Regions from separate parts of the Homo sapiens genome. Here region 2 is linked to region 1. A link is an interaction called in ENCODE POLR2A ChIA-PET data of the cell type or tissue named here. Cell type or tissue: GM12878. All regions are shown on one strand. Each heading gives the region's core, and the rest is flanking DNA. Links, peaks and the distances in the headings are about the cores only.

Evidence for each region. ChIA-PET counts read pairs that join two places held together with the same protein. Peaks named below come from ENCODE experiments on the same cell type or tissue, not always from the same donor. Only the 100,000 strongest peaks of a DNase experiment are listed, where the experiment ranks them.
Region 2: POLR2A ChIA-PET joins it to region 1 with 6 read pairs; 1 of 35 experiments calls an interaction of 5 or more read pairs at or near these places.

The regions. Positions count from the first base shown.
Region 1 is chrX:49,922,322-49,927,649 of GRCh38, forward strand. CLCN5 (chloride voltage-gated channel 5) reads left to right here and starts at 275. Exons shown (of 15, transcript NM_001127898.4): 1 at 275-471; 2 at 1,086-1,161; 3 at 2,850-2,993. The coding sequence starts at 2,978. RefSeq lists a silencer at 537-586. In GM12878, for the core only: no CTCF peak of the experiment used is centred there; no DNase peak of the experiment used is centred there; H3K4me3 peaks cover 843 bases; H3K27ac peaks cover 115 bases.
Region 2 is chrX:51,800,499-51,805,343 of GRCh38, forward strand. It overlaps a transcript of MAGED1 not described here. Among named protein-coding and RNA genes, the nearest start is that of GSPT2, 59 kb to the left of the region's middle. In GM12878, for the core only: a CTCF peak has its summit at 3,040 (motif pointing left); DNase peaks (open chromatin) are centred at 2,265, 2,623 and 2,923; H3K4me3 peaks cover 1,567 bases; H3K27ac peaks cover 570 bases.

The DNA of each region.
Region 1 (5,328 bases), core at 776-4,775:
CCAGCAAAAAAAGGCACTGCAAGCTGGAAATAGTGAAACACAATGGGGCATTGCGTTTTCAAAGGCAACTGACACGCCCAGCACTGGGATAGGACCCGCCCGCCCAGTCCTCATTAAATATGGCAGCGAGCGGGGCCGACGTACTGCGGCTGCGCAAGTTGAAACTCCTCCTGGCAGCTCCTCCCCGGCGGGCCTCCCCTCATCTCGGCTGGGTAGAGGTGCCGGGTGTGAGCTCGGCGTGGCGCGCACGCGCAGACGCTGGCTGGGCTGAGCCGATACTCGCGAGGCGCCCTGTCACATGAGCCGCGCGCCCGCTTCGCTCCCCCTCCTCCCCGGCTGGGCTGTGTGAATGAAGCTCTGCCGGCTACGTGGGGCGCTCACTCAACTTGGTGTCCTGGACGCCAGAGCCGACCGAGCGCGCTGCCCACCGGCGGCGGACACGGGCTCCGCCGCTCCGGACCTCGGCGACAGGTAAAGGCAAACGGGCTGTCCCTTCCCCAACAGGTCCTTGGCGGGCCGCTGGCCCCCGGCCCACCCCCGGAGCACCCCCTAAGCGCAGCGACACAGGGGAAGCGCAATCCCGCTGGCTTGGACCCCCGGAGATGGGGCTTCCCCGCGCCCGGCGTTGGCAGCCCGGCGCTTAGAGGAGGTAGACAGGCTAGTTCCAGCCAGTGCTGAGCGGCGTCTTCCCGGGAGCCCAGCCCTGTTCTCCGAGTTATGGTCCCTGGGTTGCCCGAGCGAAGTTTCCTTGCGGAGCGGCGCCAAGCCCGCCCCGCTTTTGAATCGGAGTGTTTAGCCGCCTGCGTCCCCTTTCCCGGACTGGGGTAGGGTGACTTAGGCTGGCAAAGCTCAGCCGAGGCCCGGCTCTTCTCCCTCCGGCTCTGGACTTGCCGCTGGTTTTGTATGGGTCTTAGCAAAGTGGAGAAACTCTCGGAAAAGTAGTTGCTGCGCTGTTTTCCTTTTGCCACTTAACGCGCGTAGCTGGTTCTCTCCAGACTTTCGAGCCTTGCTCTTGAGCGCCTTGATCCACACGGGAAAAGCTTTGCCTTTACATTGACGCACGTTTCCTTTGATTAACATTTCAGAGCAAATCAGTTGCCTGGAGTTCCCAGTGAAGTTGTACCTGTGCCCGTGCGATAACGTCAGTGGAAGCTGCCCCGAGTAAGTGAGGGAAATCTAGAAGTTTGGAGCATAAAAAACCAGCACGAATCAACTTTACATAAACTTCATACATTTATTAGCAACTGCTCGGGTTTAACTTCAGGGATGTTAAATTTCGCCTAGTCCCACGGGACGATGATCATTACTTCTTAACTGCACGCGAAATAGGAGAAGAAAAAAGGCAAATCAAAACAGACTGTCCCAGGTCTCAGAGAAGTCATCGGAGCGCTTTTTCCTGCTGAATTCACCCTAGGAGTTTGTGAGTTCCTAGTTTTCTTGGACTTCGCGAACTTTTCCTTGTCCAAAGCACTGTCTTTTCTCTGTTGGTGTTTTGGGACTGGTGTACACATTAACCCTTTTGTCATTAAAGAAGGCCAACACGATTCTCAAGCTAGTATTAGCCTTCAGTGTTTGTGCTTTAGCACTTTCACTTAGGAGGTGGAGGTGTTGGTTGTATAAAAGATATGGAAATAACAATCTACTTTGATGTTCACCAGGTCAAAAAGGTGAAGACTTTTAGAAAAAACAGATTGGCTTGTATGCTAAGTAGGGAAGACCAGTTTATTAACTGAGATCTTGTTTAAATGGGCAAGCAGAGTGTTAAGCCTCTAAGTCAAACTAAGTCGTCAGACCTCTCATTTTTTCTCCCATTCCTAGCTCCTATTTTTTTTTTTTTTTTTGGTTTGAGCCGGCTCTCGTTCTGTCGCCCAGGCTGGAGTGCAGTGGCACAATCTTGGCTCACTGCAACCTCCGCCTCCCTCCCGGGTTCAAGCGATTCTCCTGCCTCAGCCTTCCGAGTAGCTGGGATTACAGGCGTCACTTGTAATTATAGTGCACCGCCATACCTGGCTAATTTTTGTATTTTTAGTAGAGACGGGGTTTCACCATGTTGGCCAGGCTGGTCTCGAACTGACCTCAGGTGATCCGCCTGCTTCGGCCTCCCAAAGTGCTGGGATTACACCGCACCCGGCCCCTAACTCCTTTAATATCTTTGCAAATATTGTCCTAGGACTGGATTTGAAGTTTTAACAACAGGAATTAGCTGAATTAATTTGGTTTTCTTTAAACTGGTATTCCATTTTTACATTTTTCTTCTTCTTTGGTTCATTTTCCCCCTGATTATAAAAGCAATATACGCTCACTATAGGAAATTTGCAAAGGGTGGGAAAGTATAATGACACAAGGAGAGAGAACTACTACTCAAAGGGTATCATCACTCTTCACTTTTTATTCCGCTTCCTTTTTTTTCCCCTATACAAGATCTGTTTCCAAACTTTATTCATAAACTTTCCTCTCCTTCTACTGATTTTTAAATGTAAAGTTGGGTATTTTGGGGGTTGGTTAGGGCACTGGATATTAATGTTGCTCTTCAGTCTCCAAAGCATGAAACTTCAAGGTAGGAAAGGTGCTTAACGGTGATTTCATCCAGCAACTCATCAACTGAGACTCAGACCTCATTTACTGAAGCTCTAATGATTCATGCAGAAATGTATAGCACTGAGTGGCAACATTAACTCACTCCAGATCTCTCTCTCTTCAGAGATACCTTGCTGCTTAGAGGGAAACTTGACACTACCCATGCCTGCATATCTTTGAAAGAGAGGTTCAGAGAGGAGCAGGAGATAATTTTCAAGCATTTGAAGTGTATAGTTTCTTTTAGGTATTCATTTTTCTGTTTACATTTTCAGGTTTGGGGCTTTAGCCCCTTGGAGAAAACAGGGCCACATAGCTGCCTTTCTATCAAGTCTCCCTACAAAACTGAGAGGCTCTGGGAAACTCAGCCTGTGACCCCAGCGTGGGTGAAGATAGGATCAAGATGGCCATGTGGCAGGGTAAGAAATTAGCACTTATTCTTCTAACTGGTTTTTCCTCCTACTCTATTCTCTACCCTCACCCAACCGTTCCCCACCCAGCCAATGGCAGGCAGCCAGCTGTTCTTTAATTTAACCCTTTGTCTTTGCAGGGACAAAACACATTAGTTTAAAAAGAAGCTGCTGCTAGCTATAAGTTTAAATTATTTAAAAGTGGGGTTGTAGGAGAAGTAGGAAAATGCCATGCCAGCAGCATTTAAAAGAACTCCCTTCATTTAAATAAGTGATCATTGGGGGTTATATGCCAGGAGACAGGATATTTTTTCCCATTTGTGTTTTTCATTTGTTTCTGGCAAATTTCTATCATAAGATTCCCCACCATAAGGTTGGGGAGACAGATGTCACTGCCTCTCCAGCTTCATCTTCCCAATAAAAACTTTGTGATGTATGCAGTTTGAAAGAGCATATTTAATGTTACAGTGTTTATATTTGATACAATATAAACATTGAGAAGGAAAACGCCTGTTTTAATAATATGAACTACCTGAGAGCAAAGCTCAGTAGTATCTTAGCTGATGTATTACATCTCTCATGAACTTGTGAATTCCTACCACATACAAAGTTATGTTTTATTTTGAGCGGAGTTGCGGTTTGTGCCCTTTGGAGGGTTTAGGAGTCTCCACGGGTATGTGGGATTTTTATTGTTATCAAAAGTGAGTGTGGGTTTAAGAAATGATAGACAAACACTACCAAAATTGGCCTGTGACCCACAAAAAGTTAAAGACCACTTAAATGGAGTGGAATGAAATAGCTTGAATATCTAGAAATATTCAGCAGGTTGGTTAGTTGGTGGTCTAATGTATCTTTTAAAAATGTTTCATTGTGTTGGTTGTGACTTTATGTAGGCACACAAATGTAACAAGTAGTTTCCATGTATAAAGATTATCAATGAGAAGACATTTATGGAAACGGGATTTGGCCTGTATGCTTCCTTTGACTCACACAATGGGCATTTATCAAGAGCAGTTTGGATATTCTTGCTTAAATCCTGAGACATTATTTCATTCAACAAACGAAATACAGAGATGAATAAGTTGCAGGATGCTAGAAGATTCCTTGTCATCTAAAGACAGACATACAAACAAATAATTTTGCCATGTTGAATAAGTGTTAGAATAGAGAGGTACAAAAAGCAAGGGAAGCCCCGAGAAAAGCTTGATGAAGTCTGAGTTTTGAGCTGGTCTAAAAAAATGAGTAGGAGCAAATGAGAGAATTGCATTCTGGGCAGACAGAGCAGCACTGTTTGGGAAGTTCCAAGTTGCTCTGTTTGCCTCATGTGAGATGTGTAGGGGCGCGACCTCAGATGAAGCAGGGAAGGTAGTTGGAGGCCAGATAATAAAGAGCCTTGTATGTTCTAGGAAGGATTTTACACTTTATCCTGAAGACAAAGATTCTAAACAGGGAAGTAACATAATCAGATTTTGTTTTAGAAAGATTACTTTGGCAGCAGTGCTGAGCTGGAAATGATGAAAACTGGGAGTCAGTCAGGAGGTTTCTGGAATAGTTTAGGGGAGAGATGGTAAGGGTCTGAGCAGAAGCAGGGGCAGTAAGGTTAGAATGGGATTCTAGAATGTTCTGTGACTGGATGTGGCAAGAAATGGGCCTGGATTAACTACCAGCTTGGGTGCCTGGGGGCCACTGGTGCCATTCTCTGAGATGGGGAGCATGGGAGGCAGCTGATGGGCATGGGGGTGGTGCACTGGATTTGGATGACCTGTTTGGGTTGAGACACCTATGTACTGTCAGGTCAATGTTTCAAAGACAGTTTTGAAAGTACAGAACTGATATTGGCACAGATGGGGATCTAAAGTTTTGTTCCTAATGATGCATAAAGAGCTTGTATTTTTTTCTCTGTAGTTAATGGAAATGTCATTACTAGTTAATGATTTATTTTACAATAAAAACATTTTAATGTTTAACAACTCTTAATCAAAATGTCATATTTTCATAGTAAATAATGTATTTTGCAAGCCCAGGCCCTGAAATCAGATGTGCTTAAAATTACATTGAAGTGAAACCTCATTTTTCCAGCATTAGTGAAGAGGGGAGTATTCTATATAAGTAAGCTCTTTGGATAACTGCAGCTTATCCTTTGTTTTGGCTAACCTCTGAAGTAACCAGCAAAGTACGATGATAGTTTGGAAGCAGTGTGGTATGATAGTTAAATGTGTGGGTCTGAGTTCTACTCCATTGGTTCTGTCACTTGGTAGCTACGAGGCCTTGGGCAAGTAACTTAATCTCTCTGTGTGGAAGTTTTCTCCTTTACAAAATGGAGATAGTAATATAACTCATCCCA
Region 2 (4,845 bases), core at 696-4,695, 1.9 Mb after region 1:
TCCTTGGCCTATCAAAGTGCTGGGATTATAGATGTGAGCCACCACACCTGGCCTTCATCCCTTCTTAAAACAGGTTATCCATTTGTAAACTGCTGATTTCATTTTTTAAATTTTCTTTTCTTTTTTCTTTCTTTCTTTCTTTCTTTCTTTCTTTCTTTCTTTCTTTCTTTCTTTTTTTTGTTGAGAGTCTTTCTCTGTTGCTCAGGCTGGAGTGCAGTGGCACAATCTTGGCTCACTGCACCCTCTGCCTCCTGGGTTCAAGTGATTCTTGTGCCTCACCCTCCTGAGTAGCTGGGATTACATGTGTGCACCCGTAATCCCAGCACTTTGGGAGGCTAAGTCAGGAAGATCACTTGAAGCTTGGAGTTTGAGAACAGCCTGGCCAATGTGGTGAAACCCCATCTCTACTAAAACTACAAAAAAATATATAAACTGCTGATTTCTTTGGGCATTGTCTCTGTAAACTTTTCATAAAACATCAATGATTTCACCATGCATCCACCCAGCTTCACCATAAATATGAGGTTTTTCTTGTTTCAATTGTAGCAGAATTCATGTTACTCTCACAGGCGCTCTGTTCAAACTGATGTCCTATCCTTCATAGCGCTTCAAGCTAGATCCTGTTCGGACATGTTAGTGTTTATTTTGGTGCAAAAAATTTTTGAAATCCAGGCATAGTTTTTTTTATAATATGTATTTCCATGAACAGTTTGAAGACCCCTCATATATAAAGCAAAATCTCAGAGGCTGAAAGAACAAATAGACAAATTCACAAATATAATCAGGGACATAAACACTCCTCTCTCAATAATTAATATAATATTTTACATAGTAAATAACCAAGGATACAGAATAACTGAATATTATCAATTATCTCTAGCTGATATTTATAGAGCATTTCACTCAACAACAGGAGAATGCATATTCACATTCTTTTCAAGTGTACATGGAACATTCACCAAATTGACCATATCTTCAGTCATAAGACAAAATTTAACAAATGTAAAAGAACTGAAATCATATATTGTAAGTTTGCTGATCATAATGGAATTAAAAAAACAATAGTGGAAAATAACAGGAAAATCTCCAAATACTTGGAAATTAAACATGCATTTCTAAAGAACCCATGGGTCAAAGAGGAAGTACACACTGGAGACAGTGGCTCATGCCTGTAATCCCGGCACTTTGGGAGGCTGAGGCAGGAGAATTGCTTGAGCCCAAGAGTTCAAGACCAGCCTAGGTAACAAAGCAAGACCCCATCTCTACAAAAAATAAAAAAAGATTAGCTGGACATGGTGGTGTGCTTCTGTAGTCTAGCTACTCGGGAGACTGAAGCAGGAGGATCACTTGAGCTTAGGAGTTTGAGGTTATAGTGAACTATTATCATGCCACTGCACTCCAGCCTGGACAACAGAGTGAAACCCTGTCTCAAAAAAAAAAAAAAAAGGAGGAACTACAAAGGTAAAATTAGAGATCATTTTGCACTAAATTAGAATCAATATACAAAAATATCAAAATACAAAATATAAAGATTGGTGGGATGCAGCTAAAGCAGTGCTTAGTGGGGAACGTGAGTCAAATTGTTGAAATAAATTGTAAAAGTACCAGCAAAACTAAGGACCGACCTTATTGCTAGTTTCCTTCTTTGCTCTGACCACATTTTGGTCATTTATTCATTTAACAAACATTGATAAACACGTATTTTATGCTAGGCTCTTAAGTGTTTAAATGTCATCTTTAGCTCTAGGCTCTGGGATCCTAGTGTAGTGTCTCTGGGTGTAGCATAGTATTTGGGACATGGTAGGTGCTCAGTATATACTTGTGGACTGACTAAAAATAACCACAAGAGATCCTCCCCTGTGGTGAGAATTGTGGCGCAGATTTGGGGGCCAGGAGAACTTTCTGGAGGTAGTGGCAATAAATAATTCAGTTCTAAACTTGTTCTGAAAGTATTTAACCAGAGTACGGATTTTTATTATTGAAACATTTTTTTTCAGTTTTCATTTTCTTCCTTTTCTTGGGGAGTATGTAAAATAATGCAAGAATGCTTTCTAAATGAGTCCACGTTTATTCTTTGGATATTTGAATATGGTATGTAACTCTGGATACGATCTCAAAGCAAAAATGATTTAGATTGAAGATTTTTGTAAAAAGCTTGAAATTGAAGTATACCGCTAATACAAATGAACTTTTTAAAAGTGGTGTGCCAGAAAACAGTAAATCAGTTTGGTAAATATGTAACTGTAGACATCCAAGACAGAGAAAATGAGGCCTGAGTTAAGGGACTAAGATGAAGGGAGATATTTCTAAGGCGAATCAACAAGGAGAGGTGGCGAATTGTACATGAGGGATTTGGCAGAGATACTGCAGCTCCTGGCACGACAAGAATTAGGATTTGTAAAAAGTTAGTGATTCTCTCTCCCTGCCGGTTTACATCACAACGTAGGTGTTGATCTAGGGAGGGAGTCAATGAGATAGAGCATTGCAGAGCTTGCTAGAGAGGCACAGGAAGTTGCCTGAAGTGAAGGAGGGGGTAGCGGCTGCAGAAGCTAAAGCTTCCGCCAAACAAAAGAGGACAGCACTTCCGGTCACGCCATCGTTGCTGCCTTCTTCGTCAAGGTGAGTGTAAAGAAGGGGACTTGGTAATTCTCACAAATAAATCCCCATACACTCCAGGGAAACCTCCTTTTGTGCCTCAACGTGGGGTGGAAAGGAGAATTCATCCCCGCGTGCGTTGTATGAAGGATGCTTCTGACGCCTGTGGTTCTGATCGCCTCGCTATCTCCTCCCTTCTCCTCCGGAGATGGGGGGCCCGCTCCTGCCTCACCTCCTCACTCTGGTGGTCCCTTTAACCGCTTGACTCCTGGTCATGCTTCACCTCTCCTCTTTATCCCGTATCCTCTTCTCTGGTCTGAGCCAGCGTCATTCCCTCTACCACAGGTCACTCCTACCTCCTACCTCTCACCTCCGCCTTCTGCCCCCCATCCTGTTAACCTGCGACTCTTTGCGAGCCCCTTCCTACCCTCTGTTTTACTCCCCCTGCTGGCCTTTGGTCTTTCCTGTTCCCCTCCCGCGGAGACCAGTAAATTACGTACTTTGCAACAGTAGGTGTGACTTCAAGGTCAAGGCTTTTTTTTTTTTTTTTTTTTGGTTCTTTTAAAGTATAAGCAAAGAAGCAGAAACCTTAGAGCCCTAAGAGGCATAGGCACTTGTCCAAATGATGTTCTTTTTTTTTTTTTTTTTTAACTCTAAACAAAATTACACATCATTTAGATACTATTGCACAGGTTTCAGTCTTCTACACATTGCATTTATTTTTTTATGTTGCCATAGAATTGAATCCTCAGATTTTGGGGGGCAAACATAGTGGATTATACCTGTAACCTGGTTTCAGCTTCAGCGTAAGCTTTCCCATCCCCTGTAAAACTTCTCTTAGCAGTGAAATGGTTGACAGGAATGGCATCCAGTCACAAATTTATTACTTTATATGAGTTGAGTTTATTATGCAATTTCTTTTCTGGTCTCTGATAGCAACATTAAACAGCAAGCTGACATTTTGCAGACGAAGACTTTTTCTGAGAGCTTTGCAAGTATTACACAATCTATTTGTTGCAATGTGAAATGTACTTTTCTATTACATTTGTTACCATGTCAAATTTATCTTGTGAGAACATTAGTTATTAAATAATAATCACAGTACCGAAATGATCATTAAATTTATGCTGAGAATCAGAGTTTTCCAGGCTCTATCAGGATCTAACGAGGAATTTAACCAAAGTTCTCTTTGAATAAGCAGTGGACTCCTTCCTGTGTGTTATGCTTGCCAGACTAAGGGGTGATTATCTTTTCTAGGCCATGTATAGTTTTTATTTAAGAATAAACAATGAGGCAGAGCTTTTGTGACACCAAAACACTTAGGAAAGAGTATTGCTGATGTCTCTTTATACTCTATTCAAATCATTATTACACAGCATTTAAATATCACACTTGTTTCAACCCACTGTGCATCCATCCATTCATTCAATAATTTTTTATTGAATAATTTTTATTTGCCAGACAGTGTTCTCAGCACTGGAGATACAACAGTGGATAACAAAAACAAAGTCTTTTAAACTATAGCTGGGAGACAGACAATAACTTAATATATAAACAATATATATTGGCAAGTGGCACTGGTGTTAAATGAACGAAACAAAAAAATACATGAAGAAATAAAAAAGAAAAAAACAAAAAAAGAAATAAATATGTAATAGGTTGTAATGTGGACGGGTTCTACTATTTTAGATAGGATGGGCAGGAAGGCTTCACTGGTAAGGTGATATTTGAGCAGGAACCTGAAGGAACTGAGGGCACACACTATGCAGATATTAATGGGAAAACAGGATTTATGTCATAGTCTTTGCATTTGTTCACTCTGTTTCCTAACCCGCGGCCACCTTCCCATTCCCCTAGTGGTCACTTTTCTGCATAGCATTAATTCAACGCTCTGCATACTCAAATAACCTGATCCATTCACATTAATTTCTCATATTCTCTTCCTCCTGGCTAGCTTCTTGCTACCATTTAGGCGACTTGTCAGCCTCTTTAGGAAGACATATCACTATCTCCATATTCACCTCATCCTCAGTTTGTTGATTGCTGGTGCATTGTGTGCTATCCTACAGGATATTTGATTATCTCTCTCGCTGCTCTTACCACTTTGTGTTCATAATATGTTGTCCATAAATATTTGGTACGGTAAAGTGAAATGAATTCAGTGCTTGTTTATAAAAGATAAAACTTTTAAATATGGCTTTCCCCCTAATGTTCAACACTATTCTCTAAGGTCAGTATTATCATTGTCAT